Regions from separate parts of the Homo sapiens genome. Here region 1 is linked to region 2. The links are chromatin loops, found by intact Hi-C in ENCODE. Cell type or tissue: natural killer cell. All regions are shown on one strand.

Evidence for each region. Hi-C counts contacts between places; a loop is a spot of excess contacts. Peaks named below come from ENCODE experiments on the same cell type or tissue, not always from the same donor. Only the 100,000 strongest peaks of a DNase experiment are listed, where the experiment ranks them.
Region 1: it touches region 2 in a loop (3-fold over the local background); 1 of 110 quality-filtered maps calls a loop at or near these places.

What each region holds. Positions count from the first base shown.
Region 1 is chr2:119,858,341-119,866,340 of GRCh38, reverse strand. It overlaps PTPN4 (protein tyrosine phosphatase non-receptor type 4), which reads right to left. Exons shown (of 27, transcript NM_002830.4): 3 at 3,698-3,805. Among named protein-coding and RNA genes, the nearest start is that of PTPN4, 100 kb to the right of the region's middle. RefSeq lists a silencer at 5,087-5,136. In natural killer cell, no CTCF peak of the experiment used is centred here; a DNase peak (open chromatin) is centred at 3,770; H3K27ac peaks cover 980 bases.
Region 2 is chr2:119,939,274-119,947,273 of GRCh38, reverse strand. PTPN4 (protein tyrosine phosphatase non-receptor type 4) reads right to left here. Exons shown (of 27, transcript NM_002830.4): 16 at 2,034-2,193; 17 at 850-933; 18 at 700-756. Among named protein-coding and RNA genes, the nearest start is that of EPB41L5, 70 kb to the left of the region's middle. In natural killer cell, no CTCF peak of the experiment used is centred here; no DNase peak of the experiment used is centred here; H3K27ac peaks cover 1,498 bases.

The DNA.
Region 1 (8,000 bases), 81 kb after region 2:
GAACCTGCAGAAAGATCAGGCCAACAATAATTAATAATCTACCCTCTATCCTACTTAAGAGCAGTATAATTCAATTTAATAGGGAAAGAAACAGTAAATGCACAGGAATAATATAATCTCAAGCCTCTGTTAAATAGCATGCTGATAAAGACCACTAAGAAAAAGCCACCTTTGACTGCTCATAAAATTAAAGAAATAATGCATAATGAATTATAACCACAATATTATTTTCCTCATTTATTCAACATACATTTACTATTACTACTACAACAAGATATTATGCTAAAAGCTAAAACTGTGATAAACAGGCTTTAAATTAAAGCAGGAGAAATTCTGAAAAGTCAAAGCTTCAAGTAATTTTCTTTGTTGCACTGGAACTCATTACCAGGGAAGATTCTAAAGGAAAAGACCGTCAGCTATTATTCTGTATTTGTTATTTCATACTTAGGAGAAAAAAACAAAATGCTAGGTGCCTTTTAAGTTTATCAATTATAAACTCAATTACATTAATTTCAATGTCTAAGGCAACAGTTCTAATTCTCTAAAACTAATATATAAAAATACACATATACACATAATATATACATACATGTGCATATGTATATGTAACATACATAAGTTTTAAGATTTAAAAATTATGAGCTAAAGATAGGTGAGAATTAATTCTTGTAGAATCTTAGCAAATTCCTTTGGATCACTGATAGTAATTTTATTATATGGTTACCTCCTCTCCTTAATATGTTCATTTACTCTGTAAATCCTATGCATCTATATCATCATCACTTGGGAAGCAACATCATATGGTAGAGAGTACAGGCTTTGAAGTTAGATCTGAGTTCAAGTCCTTTCTCAGCTACTTCACTAATTTGCGTGACATTAAACAAATTAGTTGACTTCTATAAGTATTAGTTTTTCATCTTTAAAATGATTTTAATGACACTTTCATCATAAGTGAGGAAAGTATTGTGAGAATAAAATGGAATATTATTTAGTTGATTAACAAATTCACAGCAGATGTTTTATAAATGATACTCCCCTACTCCTTTCTCTTGAAGCATAGCATCTTTTTCCTTCAGTCCGTTAATTATCCTCAAAGCCTTAATTTCACATTGACAACTAGAATTGGAACTCTACTTACAAGATTTGTGCTCTTGACAACTAGAAATGGGACACTGTTTATAAGATTTGTGCTCTAAAGATCTTTCTGTGGACACATTTTGGCATCTCAGAAATTCTTCCAAATATTTAAATAATGAAACTGCAGTGCAGTGGACAAGACTAGCATGGGGAGTTAGGAGATCCAGGTCCTAGTTTCACTAATGCCAGGAAGTAGCTTTGGATTGGGATAATGTCTTATGAAAAATTAGAGTGTGAGGCTAGATAATCTCTAAAGCCTCTTTTGGACCTTTAAAATTCTATGATTCTAACTTTTCTGGAAGAATTACTTTGAATCATAAACAACTGGACTCTTGGAACTTGGAATGTATCTTATTTGAGAAGGAATACTCAAGACAGAAAGACAAAGAAAGAAAAAGTAGGAGACAGCAAAAAGATCAATCTAGCTCCAAATACCTGTTTCCCTACATTCATTCTGGTGTAATTAGCCCTACATCTTTTTGTATATGATATGTCTTTTTGTATACAAATTTATGTGATAGAATTTTTATCTCTTGTAGTATACATGATCTCGATATTAATCCTTCTGGAGTACTTCCTGAAAAGGACTGTTTTCATATTTATGGTAGTGACTACAGTGGTGAGTCACTGGTCTCTTCCTCTTTTGTCATCTTGTCACTTACCCCGTCAATCTAATGCCAGCCTACAGCTACAGGGCCTGACTTATGAGGGTCAGCAAGAGCTAAGAATTATCTATTTTTTCTCTTCACGAGGTATACTTAATGAGGTATAACAGTCACCTTTCAGGTATTTGCTTGGCTCACAATTTGCCTTTCTGGTAAGAAAGGAAAAAAACCTTATATCTGAGGAATAGGAGCACCTTTAAATGATCAGGGCAAGAAAGGCATTTAAAAAGTAACAGCAGTCACATCTCACTCTCCCTTCAGCTACATAGTTACCTCTTGAAGCTACTTGCTATGTGGGCTGCAGACTGAAGCCAAGTAGCCATAAAATGTTATACACCCTATAGTTCAACCATGTATAGCCAATCGCTAACCAATGTTATTTCTGTAAGTCAATGAGAATTCCTGAAGAACAATTTTTGCACTTACTCACTCTCCTGAGTGATCCTCTTTATTCTTTAAAAACTTGAACCTTTCTTATGTTCTCCAGAGCACTCTCCAAGGCAACTTGCAAGTGTATCCTGGGCTGAGGTCCTCAACCTTTGCACTTGAATAAACTCTCTTTAAACTACATTCTGACCCTTTTGATTATTTTAGGTTCAACCTGGGAAAGGCTGCATTACTGACATTTCTACTCACTTCCATTTTTACATGGGTTTATTTATCAGGAAACAACAGTATAACTCTAGGCCCCTGAAGAAGCTCAAGTGGTCTAGTGAAGGCATCAAAGTATGAGGAAAGTTTATTTTAATTTTAGTTCAGTATAAAAGCATTTATTTTCACTGAAACTAGCTGGCCCTTGGTTTGTTTTTCTTTGTGTCATCCTCGTATTTTTCCATGACTGGTTTGTAATACAAAATCAGTAAATGATGTCAAAAAAATAAGTGGTAGTATTTAACGTTTGATATATAATTCCCACTAGCTATTCATTCAGAGAATGAAGATCCCAACCATGAGAGAGAGGAAGAAAAAAACAAACCAACTTTTCTCATAAACATTATTTGTATTTTCTATAGCCCTTCTATTAATATAGCCTTATAAACAGATTTCTAAAACATTAATCCAGAACCATTTCTTCAGCCTCCTAATCTTTCTAAAAGTATACAAAATATTCCCTTCAAAATGGAGATCCTCTTACACTAATCAAAAGAATATACTTTATTGCAGAAGTCCCTCACTGTATAAGCATATAAATTTACAAAGAATTCAATCAGAATTTGCTTGTATACCCTTTATCTCGGTTCAGAGTAAGGTATATCCTTTAGTGCATTTTATAACACTTAATTGTCAAAGTAAACATTTCTATTATTCATCACATGCTATCTTCTATTTCTATGATGTGATCTATCTAATTAAAAGAACCACAATTGCAATTACTGAAGAATAAGTAAAAATCCAAGAAATTTAATGCCAAATAATTGTACAGCTCTGAAATTTAATCTCTATCTTATTTGTGAGGGTCTCTGATGAAATTTGGAAATTTGACATTGAATAAATTAAGAATTTTTATTAGAAATAGCTCTCTATAAATACAATAAAAAACTAATTTTACTTTAGTGCAGACTAATTTATATACATCTGAAGGTATTTTAACCTTTATGCCCAATTTCCTCTCTTTCAGTCAACAGGCATAAATTGGATTTACTTTTTAGTTGTCTGAGACACATAATTAATGAAAGTGACATTACCTGACATAATTATGAAAACCTTAAAGCTAATAACTTCTGAAAGATTAAAATGTCAAGAAAAGAGGAACAAAAGCAAAAGAATTACCTCTATTTAAGTCAAGTAAAAAAAAAACTCATCAAATCAGTGAACACTGTAAATCAGAAAGGACTTTCTACACTAAACTGAGAGGAAAAACTAAATGAAAATGAAAGACAAAATCTTACACTTACTGGGTTATCTGTGGAATCATCAGCCAACTGTAAACCAAAATAGTCCTGCTCAGTCAAATCTAGATGCTTGAAGACGACATCCAACAAGACTTGCCCCTGATCATGTTTCTGTAAAAAAAAAAAAAAATTGAATGAAATCAACTTTGATAGGTTACATTCTTCACATTTTTTAACCTGGTTGACTTTTGTCCTCATCTATTAACCCATTTATGCCAGAGGTAGCAAACGTTTTTTGTGTGAAAAATCAGGCCTTGGCAATGACCTTGAGCAGTAGGATATAAATAACTCCCATAAGCTTAGCAAGCCAATAATGGAGCACTAGGCATAAATGGGTTAACTTGGTAACTGTTTTCATACCAATGACTTGGTTGAGAAAAAAGACTTCACATGTGACACAGCACTTTTAGAAAACAACCTGACCTTAGGCAAACTGGTTTAAAGAGCATATAATAAATATGAAAATACAAAGAAACATTTGATTGAAAATACTTTTCACTTTCAGGCTATCACGATATTTTTTTAGTTTATATTATTGCCACATTAACTCATGCATATATCTATATCATTTTGTTATGCCTTTTATTCTTATATTTAAATTGTGACTGGAAAGTGACATATTTGGCTAAATATTACTTAAAATATAATTTTGTATTATAATGCCATAAAAGGGGAACGAAGATGGTAACAATTATTTATAGCAAACTGATAAAGGATTGCTAATATTTTCATTGCCAAAGTACTCAGAGAACTTTAGAAAACTATCTCATTTTAACCTCATACTAATTCTATCATGTAGGCATTAAAGAGTAAATACAACTTCCCCAAGTTCCAAAGCTGTTAAACTGTGGTACAAAAGGCATGATTAGATAATCCCCCTCCAATAAAAAATATAACTTATGAGTAAAAACAGACAAATGATCAACATGTTCAGTTAAAATAAAAAAAGAAAATGGGAAATTATAATGACATGCCATGGGCAAACAACCCCCAAAATAAAATCCAATGATAAAAAATAAAGACAAGAAATACTTATTGCTGCTAACATGGTAGAAAGATATCTGTTGGGAAAGCAATTTGACAAAACAAGCAATAACAATATCAACTACTCTGGCATCTTAACATAAGTAGCAAACAAAAGCTAATACTGGAGGAAACTTCTATACCTATCAATAAATTCACTAGAGAAGTTTATTCTCGTTACATTTATATACAACATATATTAGAAAAATATGTGCAATGGTTTGAGTTTGTCCCCTAGAATTCATGTGTTGAAAATTTGGTCCCTGGTATGGTGATTTTGAGAGACAGGACCTTTAAGAGGTGATTAGGTCATTTAGAAGGATTAATGTCACATTCCAGGGACAAGGTTAATTCTCAAGGGAGCGAGTGAGTTCTCACTATCACAGTACTAGATTAATTACCACAAATGGGTTGGTATAAAGTGAGGCTGCCCCTGGAGTTCTATCCCTTTTACATGCACCCACTTCCCCTTCTGCTTCTCTGTCATGTTATGACAGCACGCAACCCTCAGAACAGACCAGATGTGGCCATCTGATCCCGGACCTCCCAGCCAAAATAAACTTTTTTTTTTTTTTTTGAGATGGAGTTTCGCTCTTGTTGCCCAGGCTAGAGTGCAATGGCACAATCTGATCTTGGCTCACTGCAACCTCCGCCTCCCACGTTCAAGCGATTCTCCTGTCTCAGCCTCCTGAGTAGCCAGCATTATAGGTGCATGCCACCACGCCCAGCTAATTTTTGTATTTTTAGTAGAGCCAGAGTTTCATCATATTGGTCAGGCTAGTCTCGAACTCCTGACCTCAGGTGATCTGCCTGCCTCAGCCTCCCAAAGTGCTGGGATTACAGATGTGAGCCACCGCGCCTAGCCAATAAACCTCTTTTTAAAATAAATTACCCAGTCTCAGGTATTCTGTTATAGCAACAGAAAATGGATATGGTAGAGAATAGCAATATATTTTACCACTAGTTTTTCTTCTCATTAGCTATAGCAGTTTAGAAGCTTCCAGGTACCAGTCAGAATTCAAACTTATGGATGAAACACTAAGGACATTTTTTTTTCATATAATGGAAAGTACAGAGGCACAAAAGACTCCAGCGCAAGCTAATTTGGCAGATGAGGGACATTAAGACTAGGTTTCTTTCCATCTTTCTCATCTGCATTCCAAGTGTTGGCTATATTCGTGAGCCTTTAGCAAGATGCTCACAGCAATTCCAAGATTCATATCCATGTGACAATGTTTAAAAGAACAAGCTTCCTTGTAAAAGTTACCTTACAAAGACTCTTATTGGCCAGAATTGGGTCAAATGGCTATCTGAAAAAACTCATCAATGATGGGAAGTATGTGCTTCAAACAGAGCTTCTCAATGTTGGCCCCCATTTAAATCGCCTGCAAATGTTTTATATACTGATACAGTCTACCTCCCTGACCTGTCTCTCATTCTGATTATATTTGTCTGGGGAAGAGAGCAAGCATTAATCTTTTTTAAAAGCTACTAAGGTGAATCCAATGTACCTTTGGTTGAAGAAACTATGCTTTCTTCCACTAAATGTATGGATTTATTTCTGGACTCTAGACCTTGCATTTTCTTTTCACTTCCTATATATCACAGACTGGGTACTGTAGAATTCTGTTACCCAGAAATGCTAATAGGTGCTGATGAAAGAGCCCAAGAAAAGCCTGCTTTCTCTAGGAAAAGGACCAGATAAGGGTACGTGGTAGGACAGAAACCTGACAATGCCAAACTCAATGGGAAAAAAACTGAGCCCTTCTCTACTAGTGTCCACGGAAATCAAATAAGAAGCCTAGTTTCATGTGCCACCTGGTTTGAGCAGGCAGCAAGTGAAAAGCCTGAACTTATACCCACTTCCAAACAGTACCGAGTAGTACTTCATAATATCTCCTCTAGGGTGGTGTTAAGCAGAAGCAGAAAACATATCCTGAACTTTCACTTAGGCTTATTGGTAGCAGGAGGTGTTCGGCTTCCCCTATTGAGTTGGTACTAGGAGAAGCTGAAGAGGAAGCCTGGACTTCCACTGCTATCATCACATAGCTGTAGCAAGTGGTGTCTCCCAAACAGACAGGAGGAAGAAGATTCAGGAGACAAGGTAGATGGAAAAAGGGATAGTTAAATCTTGAAATGTAATCCTGGATAGGACACTTAACAACGAACTGACTACATGTAAAACTGACCAAAATTTAAAAAGTAAGCCAAGACCTGTATGCTACCAAGGTGACTCCCTACTACAAAGCCAATTAAATGCGATCCAAAGTCTCGTAACAAAATGTCTCAAATGTCTGAGATACTACCTAAAATCATTTATTATAGCAAGAGCTAGGAAAATCCCAACTAGAATAAGAAAACACAATCAACAGATGTCAACACCGAAAGGAATCAGATATTGGAATTATCTGACAAAGATTTGGAAGCAGTCATCAGAAAAAAATGTTTCAATGGAAGCAACCATTATGAATGCTGTTGAAAAGAAATTAGAAAAAAACAAAGATTATTTCAGCAAAGTAATAGAAGATATAAAAGAACCAAATGCAAATTATATAACTGAAAAATACAATAACAAATAAAAACTGACTAGATGGGCTCAACAAAAGAATAAAGATAAGAAAGAAAAAAAATAATCAATGAACCTGAAGAAAAAGCAATAGAAATTACTCAATAAGAACAACACAGAAAAGGGCCGGGTGCGGTGGCTCACACCTGTAATCCCAGCACTTTGGGAGGCTGAGGTGGGCAGATTACGAGGTCAGGAGATCAAGATCATCCTGGCTAATATGGTGAAACCTTGTCTCTACTAAAAAAATATAAAAAATTAGCCGGGCATGGTGGCACGTGCCTGTAGTCCCAGCTACCCGGGAGGCTGAGGCAGGAGAACCGCTTGAACCTGGGAGGCAGAGATGGCACCACTGCACTCCAGCCTGGGCAACAGAGCGAGACTCCATCTCAAAAAAAAAAGAACAACAGAAAAAACAGACTGAAAAAATAAAAAGATGACAACAACCAGACTGTCAGCAACCTGTGGGACAAGAAAAAAATGAGGTGACATTCATTTCACTCCAGTATTTAAGAGATGAGGAAGAGTTTCTAGGATGATAAAATAATAAAACATTTGAGTATTTTGTTTGTAAAATAAAATTTTTACAAATTTGGCAAAAACAAAAATACAGATTCAAGAATCCAAGTGAACCCCAAACAAAATGAATCAAAATAAATCTACCTTATAACACATCATAATCAAAATACTAAAAACTAAACACAAAGTAAACATCTT
Region 2 (8,000 bases):
CTAGAACAGAGAGACAGTTAAATGATAAAAGGTGCTTGAAGATCATTTAGGTAAGAAAAAGGAAAGTAAACAGAGTAGACAACATAAATAGGAATTTGAAAGCAATACTTGTTATATAAAACAGTAATAAAGATGATGTACCTACAATTAGTTAAGAATTGTCCTATGATGAACAGAAAGTTCATGATTGTGGAAGCTGAACAATGAGTAATAGGAGATTCATCATAATGGATATATAAGTTTTCTCTACTTTTGTTTAGAATGTTCATAATAAAAAGTTTTAAAAATTATCCTTGTAGTATCATTTCCATTTAAAGTAAAATTTTAAAGGAGTGCATAGGCAAGTATAATGTACTTAAATTACTCTAATAAAAAATAAACAAGCAAACAAAAACCCCCACGAAACTATACCTCTGTCTATATTTTGTTTTTTAAGGGGGTTATTTTGATAGAATCTGTTAATGCTTTAGAAGCAATGAAAGTCATAAATAGCTTCTTTATAAAAACAGGGATTTTAAATACTTACAGAGAACAAGTCAAAACTAACTTCCCAGCAACTTAAAGAGATTCAGCCAACATTTGACACTTGATAAATAAAAGAAATGATGAAATTCCTTGTTTTATTTAAACTAGTAAGAATTATAAAATAAGTACATATTCTTGAAAACAGGATTTATTTGAAACATTTAGATAACTCACAGGTGTTCCTGGTGCTACTCGAGACACAATCACAGGCATCTTCTGATCATATCCTCCCTTAAAAAGAGAATAAGTAAAATGTTAGTCAAATATTACCAAAATAAGAACATCTTAATTTAAAAACTGAGTATAAAATAAATTCCAGATTACCTTTACATTGAATCCAAACCTCCCATTTTCATCAGGTTTCATTCTGATTAGGACAAGATTATCATGTGGAATACCACCATTAGGCTTAAAAAGACAAAATTAAATAACTTGTAATTTTCTTCACTTAAAATCTATTCTTCAGATATATAGGAAGCATATTTTTTGTATGCTTATATTATGCATAGTTTGTAAAAAATCATAATTCTAATAAAAATTTTAGTTCAGAAGAGTAAATTCTTTGACTAATAACTTGCAGTTAGCCCAACCAGATATATCCTCTCATGCATTCTTACGAGCATATGCTAGACTATTAAGTGACAGGAGGAACAGGGGCCATGTCTGTCTTTATTAATTGCTATATCCGTAGAATCTGGCTCATAGCAAGCCAGGTTCATATGTATGAGTATACAGAGGGTGCTCATAAGTGTTACATGAATTCAAATGATACTTCCACTGCTTGATATATGTGATTTTAAAAAACAGCTTTATTGAGATATAATTCACATATCATTCACCTATTTAAAGTGTATATTTCCATAATTTTTACTCTTGTCACAGAGGTGTACAAACATCACTATTATCTAATTTTAGAATATTTTCATCAATTCCAAAAGAAATCTTGTATCCATTAGCAGTCGTTCCCCATTTTCCCACCTGCCATCCTCCAAAGCCTAGTCAACCACAAATCTACTTACTGTCTCTTGACAGATCTGACTGTTTTGGATATTTCACATATATGAAATCCTACAACACATGGCTATTTGTCCTGGGCTTCTTTCATTCAGTATGTTCTTTATTGTTATTTTTATTTTTAATTTTTATTATTATTATACTTTAAGTTTTAGGGTACATGTGCACAACATGCAGGTTTGTTCAGTATGTTCTATGCCTGCTCTTTGAAGGAAAAAATCTGACTAGTTCTTATCAGAGATGATCTCTTATAGGAATCTTCCCTTAACCCCACAGCTTATTTAATTATATACTCTATGTACTCCATGATCACTTCTAATTATAGAACTTATATTGAGATACATCATGGCACAATTCAGGACCAAAGAATATGATGAAAAAGAGAAGGTACTGTAATACAACTTACAACTAAAAACTGCCAAAGTACAAAAGAAATTTCATTTAGGATTTTAAAAATTCAAATAAAAATGAGAATATCTGAAGAAGCTACTTACAGTGGGTTTTTCAGGAGAAGATGGAATATCAAATGTTTCATTAATATGACTTTCTAGATCTTGTTGCGAATGTGAATAATGAATTTGGTTCCAACTGTTTTTCTTTGACTGTTTGGGTGGTAAAGCTGGAGGCTTCCCATCTCCAGGGGTCTCTTGTGATCTAGACAAGAAAACAAATTTGGAAGTTGTTTCATAACTTTTTTAAAAGTTAGGGTCAAGCAACCCACATATTTACAATGTCTGGTAGGAGACAGGCTCTAAATACCATATTTATTTGGAAGTGCCACTTTTTAATGAAAATTTTCCTAACTTTGAAGTAATAAATCTAATTTCCTACTTTATCAAATTTATAAACAATTATATAATAAAATATATTATCAAGGTATTCCTGTGAAGATACCTATTAATCTATTATAACAAAGTAAACATCTTTCCAAAAAAATTTTTTTAAGGTTGTCAGAGGAGTCACGGGTAGCCAGGAATAAGGTAGGCAAGAAAATCCAGAACTGATAATTGGGTAGTTCCACAGATAAAGTAACTATTCCAGCCTAAATAGCTTAAGAGATTGGCCTAATCTATTTAGAAATAAAATACGATTCATGGAAGTAATGAATTCAATGATGCAGTGAGGATTGGAAATCTGAGTAAGAGTGCTGAGATCATCACCAGAGCCAAAACTGGTTGAGATATTGTCAGAACATATGATTTAAGGTGAGAAAACAAAATCCAATTAACATTAGAGAGCATAAGCCTCAATTTGTGGCAACAGGAATTGATAAAAAGAGCTAGATATGATAAAGGTAACTTCAGGTCAGAAACTCTAGCTTTTAACAAGCATAAAATGTATAAAAACATTACTTGTGAGCATTCCACAAAGGCCAAAAGTAGAAACTTGTGGTTCAACTTGTGTCTTAAGAAGTATGCATCCACAGAAGTCGTGGATTTGGGAGAAGTAAAAGATTAAATAGGTAAGCGGAAAATTGTTCTTGATAAGAACACTGACCACTATTGGCGTTATTATCTGATAAAAGAATTACTGTCTTATTGCCTAAGGACAGGTATAAGAGAGATGACAGCTACTGTGTCAAGCCACATGGCTGCTGATGTGGCACTGAAGCACACATTTTATACCTAGTATCTGCTCTTCTGTTGACTAACGGGACACCTAACATCCAAGCTATAAGGTCTGGAGATAAGGAAAATGTATTAGATGATATTATCATTAAAAAAAAAGTTCTTCTTCCCCCCACTGACATTAGGCCTGGCCATGTGACTTGCTTTGGCCAATGACATGTGGGTAGAAGTGGAATGTGTAACTTTTGAAAGGAAGCTTTAAGAAACAGTTTATGGGCTGGGCACAGTGGCTCATGCCTGTAATCCCAGCACTTTGGGAGGCCGGGGTGGGCGGATCACGAGGTCAGGAGATTGAGACCATCCTATCCTGGCTAACATGGTGAAACCCTGTCTCTACTAAAAATACAAAAAAATTAGCTAGGCATGGTGGCAGGCGCCTGTAGTCCCAGCTACTCGGGGGGGCTGAGGCAGGAGAATGGCGTGAACCTGGGAGGCGGAGCTTGCAGTGAGCCAAGATCGCGCCACTGCACTCCAACTTGGGCGACAGAGCAAGACTCCATCTCAAAAAAAAAAAAAAAAAAAAAAAGAAAAAAATGAAACAGCTTATGATTTCATTATGCTTCTTTTTTCCCTTGCCCATGAGACTAGCCATGTCCCAAACAGGGAATGCTACCAGTCTGGGACCCAGAATGAAGATAAGGTAGAGCACAGCCACAGATGACACATAATGTACATACAATGTAAGAAAGAAAGAACTTTTGTTATGTCTCTTTAAGTTAGGCTCATTTGTGATCAAGCATAACAAGATAACTGATACAGAGATTTACTGCCAGAGTGACCCTTGGATACATCTGTTCTCCCTTGTAGAGGAGGTGTAAGCTTATTGAGAGGTTGGCTGCTAGACACCTAGTAAATAAGTGTTGTGAAACTGAAAGAAAGTATGATCAGTGCCAAGGAAGTCAGCTGGGATTAATAATGAATGATGTGATTGTATGGTCTTAAAGAGAAGTTTCTCCTAGGAGAGATTAGAGTCTTTCTGAAATTTTATAACATGGTATAAAATATAACTGCAAAAGAAGCAAGTGAACAGCAATGCCCACTTAGCCTAGATGTCTGCATAGAAATACTTCAGGGCACAAATGCTCTAAATTCTGCCAAGTCTACAAAGACTGCATCAGAGCATACATCCCTCTTTTTCAGCCAAAGCTTCATTGAGGTCTGCCTTAATGGCCAGGGCTTCCAGCTCCCAAATGTGGTAGTTCTTATGTTACTTTCAACTGCCAAGAATACAAGCTTCTAAGGGCCCATAGATTCAAGTATTGCTTGTCTAGGGAAATGTTTCCATGGATTAGAATAGAGATATGTAACTCAACCACGGCCTACTACATAGGATTAGAGCACACAGAGATGGACATCCCTTAGCAGAACTTAAGAGATGCAACATTTTTAAAAGGCAGTTGATAAGAATCTCTAAAACTTTACAAATACCAGAAGTAATTGGACTCGACATATATAACAGGTCTCACCCCTTACTTGGACCTAAGTGTAACCACTTAGGCAATATAATTAGAAACTCTTTCTGCTTTGCATACAGTTGTCATAACCAGGAAACATTTAAAAGCTAAATTTAAAAGCTGAGAAAAAAAATTTAAAACTAAAAGCCTGTGGGAAAGGGAGTAAGGTGGAGAACATATGAAAATGGAGTCAGGGAAACCTTCCTTATTCTTGGTCCAGCTATCAGTTTAAATACAGCACCAAAATATACAGGAGAAACTCAAGCCTGATCAGCAGTGGTATATCTAAGTGAGCCAAACCTGTATGGGCCTATCGGTGGCAATACTCAGTTATGCCTAACAGTGGCATACTCAGTATGGGCCTAACAGTGGCAATACTCAGTTACATGAGAGGGACAGCACTGATTCTATGGTACATTTTGCTAAAACTGTTGAATCTCTACTTCTGGGGTTACAAGAAACACCTCCAGAGGTGGTTTTTATTGCGCAATTATGATTAGACATTATTGTCCTAAAAGAGCAGTTATAAATTCATGGATTATGGGCCAATTTTGGCCAACATACATTTGGACCATTCATTGTTTTTATAAAAATAATTGAGTTAAACAATTACATTTTTAAAATTGCATACAAATCTAGATTTTCAAGATGAAAAATCTGGAAGCTCCGGAAAGAATGGGCCTGCAGTACCAGTTGTCAAACACTGTATAAAGCCAAGTGGCAGCTGCTGTCTTTAGATGCAGCATGAGCTCTATAATCTACACAAATCTCCATCCCGTGCTACTTGCAAGACTACAGGTATTTGAGAATAACCTCTTTTAACCTCTTTTTAAACAATCAAATCAAGCAGGAAGATACAGATAGGAAAAGAGCCCAAGTATAAATGCTGAGGTTGGGATTTAAGCCAAATTATAAGGAAAAGGTGAGGAGAATGAAGTATAGATTAAGATGAAGACGAAAGGACAGTAAAACTTTGGATTTCAGGACAGAGCTACCTGCCTTCTCACTGTCTTATGTAACTTTCTTATTAAAGTAACTTTTCAGAGAGTGGCAGACAGGCTCTCCATATGCCTGACTGCTGCAGAGGGTTAGGTTAGTCTAGGGAGCTCTTATAATTTAATTATGTACTCTCACAGTAATCCCTGTAACTGTTTCCCTTTTCTATACTTCTAATTTCAATAACCAAACTGTATACATACACAACCAAACTCTATACACACACACACACACACACACACACTCTGAAGTCTATAAAAGTAATCAAGGATGTCAACACAGACTCCTGAAATTCAAATATTGGGCAAAGGTTATCAATTACATTTTTTAAAAGACATACTCCAAGAATATTAATTCAATTTACTTTAATGAATAACTTTCTTCTTCATTTCTATTGTACAGCTATCATATATATTTATTACTTAAACAGTTATCTAGGAAGATGATTTTCATAGGTAAACCTTGCATTATAATTAGAAATGATACATTAAAAATAATGTCATGAAACAGTCCAATTCTTAAAAACAATACTATTTCTAAGTGCACACACACAAAAATCTGCCAAGTATAAGAGAATGAAGAGACATGATGCAATTTGGAGAATAACCAGGCAGCATAGTGAAACACAGCCCTGTCAGAAATTACAGCTGGTACCCTCAAGAAAGAGACCTTTAATTTTCAAAGAAGGCCAGCATTTACTGGCTTTAAGGAAGGGAGCTGGAAAAGATCTGAGTTAGGGAAAGTGAGAAAAAAATGCAATCCTGAAGGGATTATTTTATTACTTTTAAAAAAGAAAAATGAACAACCCTTGAAAATCATGAATTTTTTTTAAAAAACGGTAAAGGCACAATTGTACATAGAAATCTGTCACAGAAGCATAAAATTTATTCCAATAGACTAGAAAACAAAAACTATATTCTTGTTAGACACTAATACAAATGTGCCAGAAATTGATGGCTCTTTAAAAAACTCTTATTTTCCAGCCTGGCCAACATAGCAAGACACCATCTCTACAAAAAATTTTTTTAAAAAAATAAACTGGGGATGGTGGTGTATACCTGTAGTCCCAGCTACTCAGGATGCTGAAATGGGAAGATCATTCAAGAACAGTAGTTTGAGGCTGTGGTGAGCTATAATTGCGCCACTATGCCCCAGCCTGGGAGACAAAGAGACCCTGTCTCTTAAAGAAAAAAACAAACCCTTATTTTCTAAGATGTAGATCAAGAGAACATGTCTTATTTAACTATAACCACTACTGTTATTCTAGTCTTCAATTACGCATTTAACCCAACTTATACTCTACTTATATTACATTAGATACAGATAAAATTCTGATTCAAAATTCAGGCTTCTTAACACTTTGGCTACTTTATTCTGATAATGACAGTGTTTCAAAGTAAATGTCACTTCAGGTTGATTACCAATTAACGCACAAGGCACTTTAAAAAGCTCGTGTAAACTATCAGGGATATGAGTAATATCTAAGAATAGAACTGACAATGTCATGTGATTTTAACAGTAGGAATCTATTCCAGAATAAGCCTCCCAGCAACCTGAGATTCTTGGTTTCAACCAAACTCAAGGTGTCTGCCCTTAGCTCCCAAGTGCAAGTGACAGAGCCTTTAGCCAGAGATGAATGGTAGGTAAGCATACTGCAGCTACAGTGTCCGGGGACCTGTAATTAGTCTTGAAGCCATGAATACAACAGCATCTAATATGTTACATTCTCTAAGTCCCCATGGCTTGATATCTCCTTCTATTCAAACCTTCGATTTTTTTACTTCCTTGTCCTAGAATAGCCTAGTATTTGAAGAGTTCACAATATATTGCTAGACTTGATCAAGACTGGAATAGGAATTGGGGACAACTGAGTTGTAGATGGAAATCATCAGTGCCAGTAGCTGAGAGGGGTGGAGGAAAGGCAAAGCTTTGAAGACCAAGCAAAAGGAACTGAAGAGGTATAGACAAAGCTGCGGAGATTCATTAGATAAGACTAGAATGGAATAGTCCAGGAAAGAATGGCTCGGGGAACTGGATTTAACACTTGAGGATGGCCAGGCACGGTGGCTCACACCTGTAATCCTCCCAAACAACTTGGGAGGCTGAGGCAGGTGGATCACTAGAGCCCAGGAGTTCAAGACCAGCTTGGGCAACATGATGCAACCCTGTTTCCACAAGAAATACAAAAATTAGCTGGGCATGGTGTCATGCTCCTGCAGTCTCAGCTACTTGGGAGGCTGAGGTGGGAGGATTACTTGAGCCCAGGAGGTCTAGGCTGCAGTGAGCGGTGATTACACCACTGCACTCCAGCCTAGGCAACAGAGCAAGACCCTGTCCCTAAATAAACAAACAAACAAAAAGCCACTTCTGGATTATGAAGTCT